Regions from separate parts of the Mus musculus genome. Here region 2 is linked to region 1. The links are chromatin loops, found by intact Hi-C in ENCODE. Cell type or tissue: gastrocnemius. All regions are shown on one strand. Links, peaks and the distances in the headings refer to the core of each region. The heading gives the core; the rest is flanking DNA. Region 1 holds the start of Nrbf2 (nuclear receptor binding factor 2). Region 2 overlaps Jmjd1c (jumonji domain containing 1C).

The links. A loop is a pair of places that touch in the nucleus more often than their neighbours do. Peaks named below come from ENCODE experiments on the same cell type or tissue, not always from the same donor. Only the 100,000 strongest peaks of a DNase experiment are listed, where the experiment ranks them.
Region 2: a loop joins it to region 1, with 2.2 times the contacts of the local background. A loop is called at or near these places in 1 of 42 quality-filtered maps.

What each region holds. Positions count from the first base shown.
Region 1 is chr10:67,282,828-67,287,220 of GRCm38, reverse strand. Nrbf2 (nuclear receptor binding factor 2) reads left to right here and starts at 1,940. Exons shown (of 4, transcript NM_001036293.2): 1 at 1,940-2,124. The coding sequence starts at 2,095. It overlaps Gm46200 (a long non-coding RNA gene), which reads right to left and starts at 1,788. Exons shown (of 3, transcript XR_001779690.1): 1 at 1,701-1,788. In gastrocnemius, for the core only: a CTCF peak has its summit at 2,334; DNase peaks (open chromatin) are centred at 1,856, 2,231 and 2,806; H3K4me3 peaks cover 3,003 bases; H3K27ac peaks cover 4,000 bases.
Region 2 is chr10:67,224,186-67,228,578 of GRCm38, reverse strand. It overlaps Jmjd1c (jumonji domain containing 1C), which reads right to left. Exons shown (of 26, transcript NM_207221.3): 10 at 1,663-3,842. Among named protein-coding and RNA genes, the nearest start is that of Nrbf2, 59 kb to the left of the region's middle. In gastrocnemius, for the core only: no CTCF peak of the experiment used is centred there; DNase peaks (open chromatin) are centred at 2,171 and 2,339; H3K4me3 peaks cover 1,794 bases; H3K27ac peaks cover 2,336 bases.

The DNA.
Region 1 (4,393 bases), core at 299-4,298:
GAAGCAGAGCAGAAACCATGGAGGGCACTGTTCTCTAAGCTGAGTATAATAATCTCATGGAGATTATTATAATAATCTCATGGAGGGCACTGTTCCCAAGCTGAGTATAATAATCTCAGCTAACACTTCTATACAGCTCAGGACCACCTGCCTAGGGATTATCCCATCCACTGGACCTGTGCCCTTCTACATTAGCTAAGACTCAAAACAATCCCTGCAGACTATCCACCAGCCAATCACATCCGGGAAATACCTTAATTGGGGCTCTCCACTTAGGTGACTCAGGCAGTGTCAGTTAAAGCTAATCAGGACAGCCATAGAACAAACTACCAGATACAATGGCTTGAGACAACACACATACTAAATAACAAATGCCATAGATCAGGAGTCTGGGCCTGGCCCGAATGGCTCCTTGTTTGCATCTTCCAAGCTTCAATCAAGGTAAGTAATTGGGGTCTGGTTAGTACCTGAAACCTTAGGGCCCACTTCACAACCCATGTGGCTTTTGAAATCATTTTAGATATATATGCTATATATTATTCATATTAAGTTATATATGTCATCTCTTCCTCCCCGTTTACAGATGTTGTACATTGCCTCTGCTCTTTCCTCGGCTGGCTTTTTAAGGTTTCATATTAAAAAAAAAAAATCACATCCCAGGGGGCTGGAGAGATGGCTCAGAGGTTAAGAGCACTGACTGCTCTTCCAGAGGTCCTTAGTTCAATTCCCAGCAACCACATGGTGGCTCACAACCATCTCTAATGGGATCTGATGCCCTCTTCTGGTCTGTCTGAAGACAGTGACTGTGTACTAAAATAAATTAAATAAATAAATCTTAAAAAAAAATCACACCCCAGGTGGGTTTCCTTTAACACCCAACCTGCGTCTCCACGTCCTCCAATATTACAAATTCTTAAAGGTACATTCATGTGGTTCTTTGAAGTTTTTTTCATTACAGAATTTGGTACTGTAAAACCTCCAGGTAAGGGGCTGGTGAGATGGCTCAGTGTGTAAGAGCACCCGACTGCTCTTCCAAAGGTCCGAAGTTCAAATCCCAGCAACCACATGGTGGCTCACAACCATCCGTAATGAGATCTGACGCCCTCTTCTGGAGTGTCTAAAGACAGCTACAGTGTACTTATATATAATAAAAATAAATAAATCTTTAAAAAAAAAAAAAAAAAAAAAAAACCTCCAGGTAAGCCCGGTTTCCTTCACACAATATGTTAGTTGTTCTCTCAGCTCCTCTCCATCTCCCTTTCTCCATAAACCATATCTACTTGCCAGTGGGTGCGGAAACAGAAAGACCTTAGCACAGTGATTTAGTACATAGTTGTTGAAGAACGGTTATACTTGGTGGCTTATAATCCTTCTTGCTTTAGAATTAGTTTGTGACCCTGGGGTCACTTATCTCTGTCAAATCCTCTCGGTGGAGTGGAGGTATGGTGGCACCTGCTCATATGCTCGACACAAGACTGCCACATGTACAAGATCTGGGCCACAGACTCTCTGCCAAAAGGCAAAAAATATGGAAACCTCCTGTAAGGCGGATCTAGTGCAGGGTGTTAACTTGGCTCAAATTTGCTTTTTAAAAAAAAGTCAACGGAGATAGAACAGAAACGGAGAAGGAGGGGTGAGGTACAAGGAGAGGACCTGAGAAAGCCTACGGGAAGGAAGAAAGGTCAAGCGTGCAGAGTGACCTTATTAACCAACTAGCCAGACCCGGCTCATCACGTGACAGCCGCCGCCGAAGTCTAGCAGAGCTCCCTCTCGCGAGGAGAGGGGCGGTTTTTGTCACTTAGCTGCTGCCCCGCCCCTAGCCCCGCCCACCCCATGCTCTCACCCCAGCCGCGCCCCCTGCCTCGCGCCGGCGCGTGGCGACGTCACGCCGCCGCGCGCAGCGACGCCGGGACGGCCCCCCGCGACGCGACGTCGGAGGCGGAAGTGGCGCGGCTGTCGCTCTTGGGCTCTCACTGCCGGCTCCGGGTTCTGCGAGGAGCCTCCTGCCAGCCGCCGCGTCTCCCTGCCCTCGCTGCCCCTCCATGTGCCCGGGCGCCGCCGCTCCGCCTCGGGCCGCTGCTCACCCCGGGGTTTATGGAAGTGATGGAAGGACCCCTCAACCTTGTGAGTGGTCGCGGGCTGAGTCGGGGACCGGTAGGCTGCGGGGAAACGCGGGCTGAGGGGGTCAAGCGGCACTGAAGGGGGAGCCGCGAGCTCATGGAGGGGACCCTGATCCCCGGGGCTCAGGCCTCTCCCTCGGGGCCCGTGGCATCTGCCCTGCTGGGACCGCGTCCCAGCGCCACGTAGCCGCCGCCTGCAGGCCGCGGGCAGAGTCGGGGTGTCGGGGCCGCGCCTCGCACACCGCACCCCCTCTTCCCTGCTGCCCTCGCAGCTGGGCTAGCGAAGGCCCCTCTGAAACAGCTGGATCGGAACCCCAGTCCACGCCCCGCAGCCCGGTGCCTTTGCTTTAAGGCTCACGAAAGTACCAGACGTGTTTGCCTTTCTCAGAAACACATACAGAGAGACACACAGGGGGCCGGGTCATTATTGTTTGGGGCAAAAAGGAACACACACACACACACCGCCCCAAACAACCCCACAAAACCCCAAACCTCCCACAGTTCTGTTCTAAGTGTGATCACAGGACATCTTCGGGTTTCCTGGGAAAAGGTTCATGAAATTCAGATGCAGACGTCTGGTTCCTTAGTGTTGCGGAGTAAAACTTTGCAAGTCCCAAGTCTGTAGGTGGTTTGCGATGATGCGGAGGGATTGAGAGCAGGACCGGGAAAGATTGATTGCTTCCTTTGGAACTCTGCCCTCCCTCCCGGCTTGGAAGAGCCTGGTCCGTGCTGTGCAGAGAAGCCAGAGTCTGTGGTTTCAGACTATGGATTTCTGGAGCCAAACTCCTGGATTTGAACTCGGGCTTAGTCACCTAATAGCCTCAAGAGACCTTGAACAAAAATTTTCACTTCATTGTTTTTTTTTGTTTTTGTTTTAACCCTCGTTCGTTGTGAGGATTAAAGGACTGAATAGATAAGAGACACGTAGAACTGTACGTTATGGATGGAACATTGGAAGAGTTAGTTGCTCCAGTGAGACCGTAGCCCCTGTCACTTAATGAGATTTGGGAGTGTTGAGCGTCAACGCTGGAGAGTGAACACCTAAAGCTATGGTTCCATCCCTGGCGCCAGGTTTGCAGCTCCGAGAAATCTACCCAAGAGTTACTAATTTAGACCCTGCGTCCGTTTCTAAGTGGATTACACTTCAGGCTAATGAGGCTACACTGGTGAGTTTTGGGGAGCTAGGGAAATAACCTCGCGCCTCTCTTGTTTGTAAGAGAATTTGTGTGGCCAACTATAGTTTGTAGTGAAGTATGGGTGGCTCACCAGGGAAACTCCACAGGAATATTATTAGTCGTAGCCAGCTGTTTACCGAGTGCTTCAAAGTTCAAGTGTCCTTGCCGAACGATCACTGGTTCACTTCCAGTTAGCTTCACTTGATTTGGCAGCAGGGTGTAGCCTAACCCTGGCTACCTGCTCCACAAGCGTATTCGGTGTTCCCTATGAGAACACTGAAACTGGGGCAGTGGAAGTTGGAGTACCAATCCCTCAGTCTGGGATAAAGGAGGCAGCTGGTGGCAATGGGACTTTTATTTAGCTACTGTGTGTTTGAGCCATGCTAGCTCCAAGCTCACTGTCGCCCAGGCTGGTCATGAGCTTAGCTTTCTAAATGCTGGGATTCCAGGCCCTGCTGAGGTTTGCTGTCTTAAATAGGTAAATTAGGAGGCTAGCACAATTCCATTATCCGGTCCTAAAATTTACGTGACAAATTTCAGAAATGTGGCAGTTTGAATTTTTAAGCCATTTGAGATTTTGAAGATTTCTGATTTTCAGCCTAGCTAACCATTGAAAGGTAACAGGGTGTTTACTTGAATGATTTAAGTGCATTGCAGAGTAGCATTGGCAAGCTTCTGTTAAAGAGGTGCTAGAGACTAGGGCTTGTGTCTGTGCGCGGGTCATTTCTGTGGAAATCAAGACAGCTTGGGAATGTCATTTCCCTCCACCATGTGGGTTTGGAGATTGAACTCATGTAAGCGGTGTGTGTTGTGTGTGTGTGTGTGTGTGTGTGTGTGTGTGTGTGTGTGAGTGAGTGTCTTTATCCACTGAGCCCTAGACTAAAGTTTTTTGAAGTTTTGTTTTGTTTCTGAATGTCAGTGAGTACACAGCCTTGTCTTCCCCCAACATGAAAAGGTAGCCCTAAATTCTGTGACTTAATGAAAGTTCTCGTAAACCATACAGTTCGTCATGGAAATGTACTCCAAATGCCTACTATGGAACTTCACTACTGTACCTGGGTTTAGAATCCCATGCCCTCAGAGCATCCTTGGGACTTA
Region 2 (4,393 bases), core at 303-4,302, 59 kb after region 1:
TATAGACTAAAATATATTTAGGATTGCTGCCTGCTTCTTTATTCTTTACAATTGTTCCCTCCTTTTTAGTCTTTATCATGGGCTAGAGACCACCCAGTAATCACATATGCTCAGGCACACAGCACATGCCAGTTATGGCATAACGACTGGTATAAAGATGTTTCTAGGGTTGCAGAGATGGCTTTCTAGTCAATACCACTGGCTGCTCTTCCAGAAGACCAAGGTTCAATCCCCAATGCCTATAACTTCAATTCCAGCCCCTGGAGATCTAATGCTATTTTCTGGCCTCCACGGCACCAGACATACACATAATGCACACTTAATTCAAGCAGGAAAACACCCATGCACATAAACTAATGAAAAGGCGCTTCTTTTCCAATGCATACAAGAGATCTTTCCTCTGGACTTTATTAAAGGGTGTTAGAATGAACAACACATATCACACCACTGATGAGACATTATTTCGCACACTTTCTTCAATCATTTACTTCTAAATTGATTACACTAGAGAAAACTAAATGCAATCCTGTTTCTATTTCTTTTAAACTGGGAATTAACTTTGACCAATATACTTTTAATTCTATATGATGGGAGCAGTTTAGAATGTGAAACTTCATAACACGGATTGTAATAACTTAAAAAGTACTATGAATTTTTCAAAATGATATACGTGAAACCAATTCTTAATTATGTGATAACAAAATAGGCACTTCTGAAGGGTTTTTTTTTTTTTTTTAAAGAAGTGAATGAATTACAAAGGTAACTTATTGAAGGGCTTTTGATACTATTAATTCTTCTATACTAGGCCATACTTGATATTAGTAAATTTCTTCTAGTAATTTAATAATACTATCTGCTTTAAATAAGGCATCATCCTTTAATTCAAACTGTCTAATTTATTGGCAATGTATCTAAAATGTATAGGTCTGTGAATAAAACCCTACTAACATACATTACCTAACACCGCTCCTTTTATACAGTGAGAGCCTTGAAGACCTAGATCTTGGTTAACAAATTCAAAAACAGCTGCCCTAGTGAAGAGAACTCGGGAGCAAGACATTAAAGTCACATAAATACATGCGAACCCTTGATTTCTCAATGTCAACACCATAAATGCACTTTGGGATACAGAAATTAATTATAGAGTGTAGGGGACTCACTAGTGTATACATCAACAAGTATATTGTAAACATTCTAAAATTCGGTCACAATTTCAGCTCATAAAGTAAATTTAAGCAAAAATGATTTAGGAAATCTCCCTAAACTCCCAGCTTTGTTACATGGTTAGGGTGAGACGGACCACATCACACTGCTCCTCAGTACTGTGCTTACAGCTAAACAGGAACTACTTCTCGAATGAGATCAGGTCTCAGCTAAATACTTTAGTATCAGAAGTACAGTTCTTTTCTGGTGTAATAATCAAAGCTGTATTTTGACATTTCTAGGAAAAGATCAATTTCTAAACTTCACACTGTACTGTCTTTCCTACAACAAATGTCAGGTGAAAACATCTCTCAAGATCGGGGATCTAATCTTTTCCTCTTGTGGGGAGACAGGAAAGGCAGAAAGGAAATTCACAACTACATCCCATGGAGCCACATCCTTACTGCGAGGACCCGTGGCCCATTTTATTTGCGATAAATCAATGTATTTACTCACCGCTATTACTGTTCTGCAACTTCAGTTTACTTTTGTCCTTGGCGCTCCTGCTGAGAACTCCATTAGGCTTCGAGTCCTCTTCGACCTCGCCTTTCCTCTTCTGCAGGTCGTTCTGCTTCTTTTTATAAGTTGGCTTCGGCTGCCGTTTAGTCCTCTGCTCCGACTTGCTTTCGCTCTCATCTGAGTCTCCACTTTCAGAGCCAGATTCGTAAGTTCTTTTGGCTTTTCTCCTGCTGACTTTCTCATCTCTTCCATATTTATCTACAGCGACTCTGCCATCTGCACGATTTTCTATATCATTAGATGTAGAGGCTATTAAGTTGACAGAACATGGCTTAATAATTTCGGATACAGAATTCCCTGAATTTTCCATTTTATTAGTATTTTTATCTTCTTCTGAATGTCTGGTGAGCCAGGCCTTCTTCAGTTTAGTGTGGTAGTTGGGCTGACTGGACTGGGCTGCTGGCCCATTTCCTACAGAGATTGCTTTGTTACTTGCAGTGCAGGTCATGGTGCTATCCAGGGGAAGAGAGGCTGCCACTGTCTGATTTCTCACAGTATTAAGTTCAGCCTCACTGACACTACTATTTTTAAACTGAGCTGCAGCCAACGCTGCCTTGTGCTTTTTTAAATGAATAAAATCAGTTGTGCCTGAGAAGCCAGAGCCGGGCTGAACAGCACTTCCTGTCTTACTACAGGCCAGAGTGCCTGGAACCGCGGTGCTGACTGTGCAGTCCTTTGCTTGCGCCACTGCCTGACTAACAACACTTTTTGAAGAAGTACATTCGAAGGGTGTAGAGGCCGAAATGGTATTTGATAAAGAATAACTTGTTTCTGCACTACTCAAGCTGGAGACACTGGTGGTAGTGGCAGCAGATGTGAACACATCTGCTTTGGTAGTAGAGACTACATTTACAGCAGACATGACTGAAACAGGAACGTTGCCCTGGGAGACAGCTTCAAAGTTTTTTTCAGATTTCACATGAGCACTTTCTAAATTCACATTTGGTAGAATAATTCTTCCAGTCTCTCCGGCTTCTGGTTTGAGGTAATCTGTTTTATTTGCCCCAGATGAAGATCTTTCACAAACTCGATCTTTGGAAGCTAATGGTACAGATGGCACACTATCAACTTTTGTACTAGAAGGTGGACGAACAATGACAGATGCCACAGCAGCCTGGGACTTTCCACTACTCTTTTCCACGGGCCACTCAGCTTTCTCTCTGTTGAGGTTGTTATTAGATCTCCACATTTCCGTTAGACTCTGATCAGAAGAATTCTTAAAATTTGACTGAGAGTCTTTTGGCTCAGGAATTAGAGTTGGAGGCTTCTGAGATTCTTGAACTTTGCCACCAGCATTTACTGGCATCACCGGTGTCAGTGTTGGAGGGGAAAGGCTACTGTAGCTGCTTTCCTTTCTTTCCAAACTGTGGTGGATTGGTGGATGGAATACTGGTGCCCTGTGCAGAGCAGGCATGCTGCGGAGTGCATTAGTAGAAGAAACAGTCAGATGGGTAGGGCTCCGACAATCACTTCTGAACGTTGTTACTGAGTGAGATGCACTCTGATGGGGAAGATGGTCTGGTATCTTGCCCACTAAACTTTCACTTTCTGGTTGGTGTTTAATCAAAGGTGGAGGCTTCGAAAGAGATGATATAAAAGAATGAGTTTGAGGATTGGCTGTTGCAGAAAGGTTATTATTTTGTTTCTCAGTGTAAATGTTGGAAACTTCTTTGGATGGGTAGGATCTTGGTGGCTCATTGACCACACTATTAGATAAAGTAGTGAAGTAGTTACTCTGGGGCAAACTCTGAGGCACTGAGTGCTTCATCTTATAAATCTCTGACACGGAGCGGTCTACGTCTTTATCTTGTTTGATAGCATGGCTTTTAGGACTAGAAGATGATGGTACTACTCTGGAGTAATTCTCTCTTTCAACCTCATGACCCTTGATTTTGGTTGTAAATGGAGCCACATCAATACTCTCCTGAAGAATCCGACGATGTTCCTCCTTGTATTTGTTCAGTCTCTCTCCAGTCTCCTGGGGTGGCCTTGGACCCACAAAATGCCTATGCAAGTGACAATCTTTTCCTGCCTGTGACCTATTAAGATCCAGGTCACCTTTTACTGATGTGGATGCATTAGACCGTAATGGTTCCATAAAAGCTTTCCTCTCCAATTCTCTACAAAGAAAATACACAAAGATTCCTGTAATCACTTTTCCATACAAAATGATTTTTATGAAATGTTATTCTGTTATGAAAGCAAACAGTTTTGATAGTATTTAAAATTGGAAGATATACCAGTGTGAAAAGAACATATCCACATGTAGTGACTTATACCTATTATTGCCATTACTTGGAAGGCTGAGGCAGGAGGATTGCAATGAGTTCAATAGCAGACTGACTCAACAAGGCAAAACACAAGGAAAAGAAAAGAATCTTCAGTCTGGATTTGACACCAATTTTAAATAAACTATTTAAAAAGTGGATTGAGAAAATCATGAGCCGGGCGTGGTGGCGCATGCCTTTAATCCCAGCACTTAGGAGGCAGAGGCAGGCGGATTTCTGAGTTTGAGGCCAGCCTGATCTACAGAGTGAGTTCCAGGACAGCCAGGGCTACACAGAGAAACCCTGTCTCGAAAAACCAAAAAAAAAAAAAAAAAAAACCAAAAAAAAAAAAAAAAAAACCACGAAAGCCAAAGGCATGTGTTAAGTGTTAAACACTGGTAAGC